Linked DNA regions of Homo sapiens: region 2 is linked to region 1. Evidence: chromatin loops called from intact Hi-C (ENCODE). Cell type or tissue: Caco-2. All regions are shown on one strand.

Region 1 (5,000 bases):
CTAGAAGTACAGTGTGAGTACCCTGGTATCTTATTCTGAGGGCGTAGAGTTGCAGTTACATAGAAACTCTTCAGAAGCCATTTATTCAATGCATTCATTTTATATAGTATACATAGAATTCTTATTTTTGCTAGAAAAATAAAGGATTATTTTATTGAAATATTGTACTGCCATATTACAGAGTGCCAATGAGGATTTGAAAATGCTACATTGAACCCAAAGGTAAAACTGAAATAATATCAATCTGCTCTAACACGTGACTTAATTAATTTCTTTGCATATAGACTGTCATCATTTCTATGCCAACTGCAAAATCTAGGGTAATTTTCCCCCTTTTTTTATCCCATCATAAGTACTGAAGTTTTTATAGAAGGGATTTTTTTCCCATTTACGTCGGCATTTTGTTTTAAATGACATTCCTCCTCTATTTTAGCTTAAATTAGAGCAATGAGTTGAAAAGTCGACTCTTTGGGATCATTGCCACAATCTTGATGGCTTCATCAATAAAAGCTAGATTGTAGTGAGTGAGGTTTTCTCCTTACCATGCCCTGTAGACTGAATATGTTTTCCTCATCTTCTCCTCTGGACCCTTCTGCTTAAAAGGAAAAAGTCTTTTTCTGCACAAAGCCATTCTTATGCCAAGGTTGTGGCTAAGTAGCCAGCTTCTCACTTTGTATTTGGCTTCTGAAAAATCAAGGTGATCTTTGAGTATGCATACTGAAATGTTACCAGAGTTTGGTTGGGATGGTAGTGATTGGATGTCTGATAAAGGAAAAGCTTTACCCTTTGTGAATCATTGGATTAATTTCCTAGGGCTGCCATAACAAATTGTCACAAACTTGGTAGCTTAAAATAGCAGAAACTTCTTTCCTTACAACGCTTTAGGCCAGAAGTCCAAAATCAAGGTTTTGGCAGGACCACACCCCCTCCCACCACAAAGACTGTAGGGATGGATCGTTCATTGATTTTTCCAGCTCTAGGAGTCCCAGGAGCGCCTTAACTTGTGGCTTCACCACTCCACTCTCTGCCTTCATCGTCACATGACCTTCCCCTCTCCTCTGTGGGTCTCTCGTCTGTGTGTTTTTCTGAGGACACTTGTCATTGGATGTAGGGCTCACCCAGATAATCCAGAATGGCCTCATCTTGAGATCCTTAAGCTGATTTCATCTGTAAAGACTTTTTTTCCAAATTCAGCTACAGTCACAGATTCCAAGGGTTAGAACATGGACTTATCTTTGGGAGCCACCATTCAACTCCATACAAGCCCTATTATTTGTCTAAATGATCTGAGCAAAATGGGAAGGCAGGAAAAGTTATAAAAAGTTGCTTCTAAGAAACCATCCCATTCCAACCTTTTCTTAACTCCGTGAGCTTGGCTCAATTTAACATTACATAATGCAGGGTTTCCTCGTTAATTCATTTAATCTGCTTCAATATGGGCATCATGCTTATAATTTTCATATCACTAAAACTATTGTGGTATAATGTCCCTATAATGGGAAAACGGAAATGATCAGATATTATCTAAATTAGCAGATAGTAGATTTCTTGTGACTTTGTTAATATGTAATTCATTTAAGCAAACTTAATATCCATTAACTTTCCTTGTAGGGGCCCATTAGCTTTAATAATACATTAGCTCCTTTGTACGTCCTGAGTAGATATTCACCCAGTTTCCACCCCTAAACTCTTTCAGTATTTTCCCAGAATATCTTTTAAATAGAATATAGTCCCACCCACCTACCAAATTACCCTCACTCCCAAATGCAAAATATTTCAAGCGCTACACCTCCTACTCCTTGGAAAACTTGATAATGATCCTTATAAGCCTTGGTTTCCATAATCTGTAGATTCTAAGACAAGGAATAAGGCTCCACATCTGAATCCATTTGACTTCAATCTAACAAAGTACTGCGAGCCTTTAATTGCAGGAAAGTGACTCTAATGCCCTCCAAAAACAAGGATGCACCAATTGATACTTTAAACTCTAATATGGCACCTTTTTGTGGGAGACTCTGTTTTTTATCCAAGAAAATCATACAAATATTTTAGCCTTTATTCCACTTTTCAGAATATACATAAGGAAAAATATTTTTGTATAAAGGAAAGCTAAGATAATTACAATGCATTATATTAACCTGAATGGAACTTCGCATCTGGTTTGATATCTTAAGTAAGGCTCTCTGTGCTCAAGAAAGTTCACTACCCTCCACTCCTAGAGCACTATTGAGAACTTTGCAGAGTCAGCCAGGAATTCCTTTTGTAGCTTCTTCAAACACAGTTGGAATTCTCTACATCATTTCCTACCAGCTTTACTCTCCTTGAACACTAGCAGCTATGCAGTAACAAAAAGTTTCATTCCTCAAATGCCTGAAGCACTCAGTCACTGGGCCCTGAAGTCTGATCAGTCATTGCCCAGTGCTGTTGATGGCTCAACTCCAGTGCCCCCCACAGCCGTCCTCTCTCTGCAGACAAGTAGCACCATATTTTGATGACCATGAGGAAAGAAGAGACACTCGAATACATGAGATTCCTAGAATAATTTATTCAGTAGCCACTCTGCATGGAGGTTGAATTATTTTGGATGCCTGTGAGGAGTAACATTGCACCTGTATTTTAATGTTGACTCATGCCGTTGAAGTCAGCAGTTCTTAACCTTTTGGGGATCATTGGCCCCTTTAAAAACCCTTTGATAGCTATAGACCTGGAAAAGATGAATACAATCACATATTCACCATATTCTACTTACAATCTAAGGAGTCCATTTACCCCTCAGGGTTTTCCTAAATTCAGTTATTTGAGGACCACTTTCACAAATTTGCCATGTTCATGCATCATCTGTATTTTTACCTGATTTAGAATTTTTCTTTAAGTCACTTTATTGCTTTATCCTAACCAGGGCCTATGTAAAAATATCTATTAAATTACACATTTCATTTGTTATATATAGTGTCTAATAAGCTTTAAAATAAATGTACAACTAATATTTTTCAATGTCCTTTCCTTTGTCACCTAAAAAGATTTCTTATGTTCTCGGTGAGAAACAATAGGTTATCACTAGGAAATACTGATCCCATTCATGGACCTCAGAGTCTACTCCGAGTAAATAAGGCTACCTTGGGGGCAAATCTAATCTGATACTATTGGTATTAAATATGCTCACTTGTTTAAGCCTGGCTGATTTTACACCATGAAGGTTTATGGAAACCTCTCTTTATCCCCATCTAAGATGAATGGATGTTAACCAGGACATGAATAGGGTTAAATGACAGATCATGGATTTGAATTCTACATCAAGTAATTTTTAAAAAATACTATTAAAAAGGAAATGAAATAATGAAAACCTGCGTTATATGTCATTAAATATCTTACTTTAAGTAAGACAGGGAAAAAAGAGAGGAAGGATAAAAAGAAAGGAAGTGTTGCACCTCTGTCCTTAAAATGGAGTGCTACCATATGGCATAGAAGACAAGGCTTGAGCTGCAACTTGGAATTGCTTTTGTCTTGTGGATTTAAGTCCTAATTAATTGAACCAGGATTTTGCAGTGTTTGTTTGTTAGGACCCTTATTTGTGATACCAGGAGAAATTGTTGTGCCCAATTATGTGAAAAATCAGCCAGATGTGTATGCTGTCATACTTTTAATAATCCTTAAGTTTTTGGTGAGTACAGATATTAATTGTGTAGTATGCATTGAAGTGATTAACATCAATGTAATTTATCATCTGGAGATTTCTGAACATAAATAAATGAGTTGTTTTGTTCAGCAAGGTGTTGACCCCTTCAGAATCAGTGAATTAAAGTCCCCCCCCCTTTTTTATTATAAATATGAAAGGCACCACAATCAGCCAAGTGTTCAGTTATTTGATTTTCTGGGGCATTAGCCGCTCTTGTTTGTGACATTTCCCTGTTGGGTGCTCGTTTGCAAGCTCATTAATAAGGTTTTCTCATAGGAACGTTGCCGGGAATGAAGAACATACAGTAGGTCTCTTAGTTTTCTAGCTTTCATTCTGAGACTCAGCAAGGGTACAGCAGCAGCACACAGTTAAATGTTTAAAACAGAAAATAATTATGCTCCCAAGCTGGAAGAGCTCAAAGCTCTCTTTCCTTAGATGTTATGCAGAGAACAGTTTTGCTTTTTAATGTTCCGAGCTGTATGACCCTAAAATCTTTCAGTGCATTTTTTTCTTGCGAATGTCTGTACAGGTGGTGGTGCCCAAATTTACAACATGGTTGATTATAGCAGAGTGTGATACAATTGTAGCACGGTTAGTAGAGCTTCAGATCTGAGGGAATGTACTCTTGTCAAATAAAAGCCTGTTTAAATGGGAACAGTTCACTGTCTGAGCGTTAAGAGAAAACTGTCTAAATAGCATCAAGGTGGCAACACATAGCGACATAAGCTGGGAATTCAAAGAAAAGCTGTGACCCTCAGTATGGAATTCAGATTGCTTTGCACAAGGGAGGAAAGCCTTCCTCTGGACTGGGGTGAATATGAAGCTCTTGAATTACTGCTGTGTGGCTTCTGCTTTCACCCATCATAGCCTTGCTCTTTAAAATGTTTGGCAAAAATCCTCATTTTTTGAGGGTTTTGTGTTTGTGCATATTTTAAAAAAAGAAAGAAAACTCAGAGATGAGTTTTGAAAAGAAGAATGAAAACAAAGACTCTAGAAATGGGTGCTTGAATGCCATGCCTGCTCTGATTATCATCTGACAGTTAATTGTATACGTGGGCATCATTTTCAAAATGAGTTTTATTGACTGAATGTAGCTAGGTATTTTATAAATCCATAGCCCTGTTCATCCAAGGTCCAGAGAAGGGTAGATTTTTTTTTTTCTTTCATTCCCTCAACTGGAGGAAAATTGGGCATTGAGGAGATGATCAAAACCTGTTCTTTATCTGTGCCAAAATAAATGTTTCTCTGGTATCGATAGTGCCCTGCATTGAAGGAGAGAGGAAAACCTGGAAATCAGAAAATCTTTCCTATTTGGAGTGGAGGA
Region 2 (5,000 bases), 55 kb before region 1:
TGGCTGGATGGTAACTACTTTGAGGATAATGGACTTCATTTTATTTTTATGCTGCCTTTTTAAACCCTATAGGGTCTTAAACAGCACTCAGTGGATGGTAAATACTCAGTAAACACTCACTGATTTGCTTAGACCCTCTTCCCTTCCCTCCACCTCTGTGGCTTTACACAGGGATGACTTCCCCTCACTGCGTTCCTTCCAATACCTTCTATAATTTGAAAATGGCTGGCCTCTGAACCTTGTTTGCTTAGGGGCAGTGAACTCCAGCTGATTATAGTCATTGTCTTCTGGCCCTGGGTTCTTGGGCAGCAACATGACTTCCTTCTACCAACCTATCCTTTCTTCCTCAGCTCCCATCGATTTAATTATACTTCAGGCTCTCCAGGCACAGATCTACCATCACCTCTTTTTGCGTAGCCTCTAAAATGCTTTCCTCTTTCAGGGACTGTTTTCCTAATGAGGGCAGAATATAATTTAGAGGCTTAATTTTAGAAAACTATATGAAGCAGCAGACCCATAAAATGTTATGATTCACAACCACTTGTTTTGTTCTCATAATGCAACCTAAACTAAAAAGCCATTCATCAAAGCTATAAAAGCTGTTCATGGCTGTCTTTAGTATATCGTGTGGAGCATAATTCAGCCCACAGAGAGGCTAAAGATGGATTCATGGGGCCATTTGCCTTGGTGTACGTTAAAGGCCAGTAATTTCTATGCTCTGTAGAATACTGTATTTTACTATAAACCCTGGATTTTTTCTTAACCCCACTTAGCTTTCGTTTCCATTTTAATATAAGCATGTCCCCATTTATAACCTCTTCCATCCCCTGTAAATAATTGCCAAGATCCTGACTGTTCCCTAATTCATAGTCCTTCTTGTCTCAGCTACTTTGACCATTTAAGGCGATTGGTGTATGAAGATGTGTTGACCAGAAACCCAAAATGCAGCCTCCATGGAGAGCTGCCTTGGTCATCTGTCTCCTCTAACAACACCCTAGGAGAACCATTGGTCCTCCCATCACAGCTCCCCAGAGAGCAAATTGCCAACACTTTCCTAGAAATGAATGAGGGAACAAAGCTGTGGGCATTCTGGGCTATGTTTTTATAGTGTTGTGATAAGAATGCACTGGTGATTGTGAACCCAAGTTGCTAACTATAGTGTCGTCAGAACTTAAGATGCCTCTTATATTGTGTTCATATTTAAATAATGAGGTCTGACCTTTACATTTACTCATAATCATGTATCTAGGTCATCACGTCACATTTTCAAAAGTACAAGATAATATCCTGGAAGCTAAAGGTTCCAGCCATAGGGTAGATGCAGCTGGGTTTGAATCCTGGCTTGGGTACCAGTTTGGCTGTGCTTCCTTAAGCATGTTACATAACCACTCATTTTCTTCATCTGCAAAATAAGATTACTCACTGAACCTATCCCATAGGATTACTGTGACGATAGCAAAAAGATAATCCATATAAGACATCACCATAGTACTTGGTTCATGGTAATCAGCATTACTTATTCAGTAATTCTTCTTTTTATTAAGAGTCTACCAAAAAAAATAATAAAGCAAGGAACTGGAAGGATCTTATTAAATCTAGACAAACATTTTCAATAAAACTCTAAGATGGATGGCTTGTGTGTCTTTGATACATGTTTTACTTTGTAGAGCTAGTTTAAATTGTGTTGTAAACAGAAGGACACCTAACAAAAAATGAACCAGTTATTTATTTAACCTCATGATTAAATGTCAGTGACATGGTGTTCTTTTTTTTTTCAGTTAGCCATTAAATATAGTATTATGATTTTAAACTTACCTTTTGCACATCAGTTGTTTAGCTGAAAAGTACATTCTTTTTATTTATTAGGAACTAAGCTTTTTTTCATTGAAAACTGCTGTAGTTATAGACAGCTCATGTATTTCCACTTAAGGTGTACCTTGTACTGCATATTTGCCCTGGATCTGAAGATCCATCTTTTTTTTAGCAGACTCATTTTAAACTCTCATAGAACTAAATGATTTCCTTGAAGAACAAGTTTCATTATTTGGCAGATGAAACTGGAGGTGGCCATTCAGAATCTTAAGCTGGATCACACGATTTTTAAAAGCTCAACAACTTTGAAATAAATTCATGCAAAATTTATAATAGAAAAATGGTTAAAAAAATTGAGAATTGTTTTGAAAGTGGCTTTGCCCCCGTTTTAAAAATCTATTTTTCTGCAAGATGTAAAAATAGCATTTATCTTAGTGTTCTCTTTAAGCTCAAGTCTTGAGGGGGACAGTTCCCTAAAATTAAACTCTTTTGGCTGAATTAATACTCCCATGATTTATTATTTTTATTGGGAGTTCCTGGGCATTCCCTGTGCTACAAAAGAGCCTGCCTCCTACGCTCTGGATAAGTTTGTTAGGTCTGTTCAGAATAGCTTGACACAACTATGGTCAGGCATCTTCCAGGACCCATAGCTTTAGGAATGCTCAGGCAAAAAGATACAGTGTGGTTCTTTCTGTAGCCCTTTTCCATAATGAAAGAAACAGATTCTGTCTTGTAGTTGGGTGGATTTTCCCAATCTACCGGGAGTTCAATCCATTTATAGCTAACATTAGGTCAAGGCCAGAGGGGCCATAGCCCTCGCAGTTGTCATTAGTGAGCTCTTATTTCTATTCCATTGAGAAGCTGAAATTGACAAACTGTCTAGGGAGATGTGCAGTTTCTAGCTGCCTGTTTTTGAGCAGAACGCATTAAGGATAGGTCACTTCTCATGGTAGAATTCCTCGTCATTAATCACTGAAAGACCAAATTCCTAGGTAAATAAGTAAACTCGTTGATAAAGCCACATCTTGATAGAAAATGTATCTTCTTGACATCCTCCTGTCTGCCAGCCTGGTCAGCAATGTTGCTGCCCACTCGGAACAGACTGCCTTGTTTAATTCTGTTGATGGAGATACACCACGGATCTGTGAAGATCTGAGTCGTAGCTGTTGCAGGAGGCCTGCTTTGATTTGTATACAATGTGAATAACTCTCTGTGTATTCAGAGTGCTGTAATTTTTTCTTCTTCTATGCCTACAGGGACTGGATTGCCTTATCAGGGTAAAGTTCATTCGGTAGGACTAACAATTAATCCCCTGTTCTTTCTGTTTCCTGCTTTCTTATCTGGTGGCTACATTATATACAAATTCCAGCATTTTTCATCACTATGCCACATAAAGCAGTTTGGAGATGCAAGCCATAAAAAGCTTATTTTTATAACCCCTCTAGAAAGAAAGCTGCTCAGATTCCATTTGAGTGAAAAAGGCATTCCATTTTGTGGCCATGTTTACATCTACTACCTAAACCAAGTTCTGGGAGAATGAGATGACCGGCTGTGACTGATGAGTCTCTATTGTCCAATAGAGTCAAAGAAAAGATGGTATATTTGTTAAAGCTATTCCCACTATCCATGAGCTTCCTGTACACACCACACTGTCTGTTTTGTTTCTCTTGCTTTATAACTTTTGAAACACAGAAATAAGATAGTCTGTAGAGGTTATCAACTCAAGATTCACATCCTTAACTGGATAGCAAATGTCTTACTAATTGAGGCATGTATTTAACTGGATTAAATCCAGTGGCTTGATGTTAGCATGCATTGCGGCCAAGTCTGCTGTCCTTTGATGAGAAGGGGCTTAGCTTTCTACAGCTGTGCAGTATGCGAGTCACGCACTCATCCTAGGGTACTGGCTTGCCGTAATTTCATTTGGGGACAGGGGAACATTGCAGCGTGATGAGCTGGGTAGGAGCTAAATATTTCACATGTAAGAAGGAATATTGTTCTAATTAAACTGAATGCGGTGCCCATGGCAAGATCTGCGCTTAATATATTTGGGTATGTGTGAAAAATTACATATATTTTTTATAAATTTGTCCCCACCCCATCCTTGACAAAAAGCTTTTGTTTTGGATATCATTTACCATAGAGGAATTATGTCATTAAAGGTATTTCATAGCACAATAAAATCTGAAGAGTTGTAACAGTTTCCCCAGCCCTTAAATGTTTTTCTTTAGAAAAGGGAAGAGTTCAGTTTTCACCTATAACTTGTAAAATGAAAGAACAAAATCTCTTTGCATTATCTAATACAGAATCTATTGTACAAATCCCTGGGGTTTTAACTGTTTTTCATTTAGAAAAGAAAAGCAATTATAGCATAAAGTAGATCTTGGATATTCAGGAGAAAATTGGGACTGTGTACAGGATAATTCCCCTTTCTTAGCCTGAAACTTTGCTCTTACATGGTCTTTGTGAAATATTTGGTTGGGGAGGAGGTGGGTAAAAATGTTAAGTATCTGATTTCACTTGACAACCCATTGGTAGGCATTGACTATACCCCCAAATCCATTTTTGCAACCTTGAAACGTCTACTTAATATATTACAATTAGAAATAAGTGCTAATGAGTCTAGTTTTCTGACTTATGGGTTGTTAAAGGGTCTGTCCACAAAGGGCTAGTGGAATGTGGGATTGGAGAGGATGACATTCTTAGGGACAGGATCGTCTTACCAGTGGTCTCTGAAGGTCTGACTCAACTGTCATCTTGATTTGGGTGATTCCCAAATCTGCAGCTTCACCCTTGAGCTCACTTGGAAAATGTAGTCCTACACACCATCCAGCTAGTGGAACACATTATCTACTTTTCCCTGCCCACGTCCTCCAGGCTTCCCATCTTCGGCAGTAAGTCCTAGTCCTCCAGACTCAATCTTGGCATTTTCCTTTATTCCCTCCATCCTCTCTCACCACCATTTTGTGATCAACCACATTGTATAAACTCCTTCCTTGTAATTCTAGGATCTGATCTTTCCTGTGGAGACTGCTGCTCCTCCCTCCCTGGTTCAGGCCAGCATTGACTTGCCTGGCAATGCTCCAGTAACCTCTTCGCTAGTCTTTTTACTTTCATGGTCCGCATTTCCCACCCTTATCACACAACATTCAGTCCTTCTTACAAACTTCTGTAGAATTGTTCTTCGT

What was found. Hi-C counts contacts between places; a loop is a spot of excess contacts. Peaks named below come from ENCODE experiments on the same cell type or tissue, not always from the same donor. Only the 100,000 strongest peaks of a DNase experiment are listed, where the experiment ranks them.
Region 2: it touches region 1 in a loop (6-fold over the local background); 3 of 110 quality-filtered maps call a loop at or near these places.

Annotation. Positions count from the first base shown.
Region 1 is chr11:115,224,126-115,229,125 of GRCh38, reverse strand. CADM1 (cell adhesion molecule 1) reads left to right here. Exons shown (of 12, transcript NM_001301043.2): 5 at 1-13. Among named protein-coding and RNA genes, the nearest start is that of CADM1-AS1, 170 kb to the left of the region's middle. In Caco-2, no CTCF peak of the experiment used is centred here; a DNase peak (open chromatin) is centred at 2,405.
Region 2 is chr11:115,278,641-115,283,640 of GRCh38, reverse strand. All of the region lies in intron 1 of CADM1 (cell adhesion molecule 1), which reads left to right. Among named protein-coding and RNA genes, the nearest start is that of CADM1-AS1, 120 kb to the left of the region's middle. In Caco-2, no CTCF peak of the experiment used is centred here; DNase peaks (open chromatin) are centred at 2,980 and 3,340; H3K4me3 peaks cover 340 bases.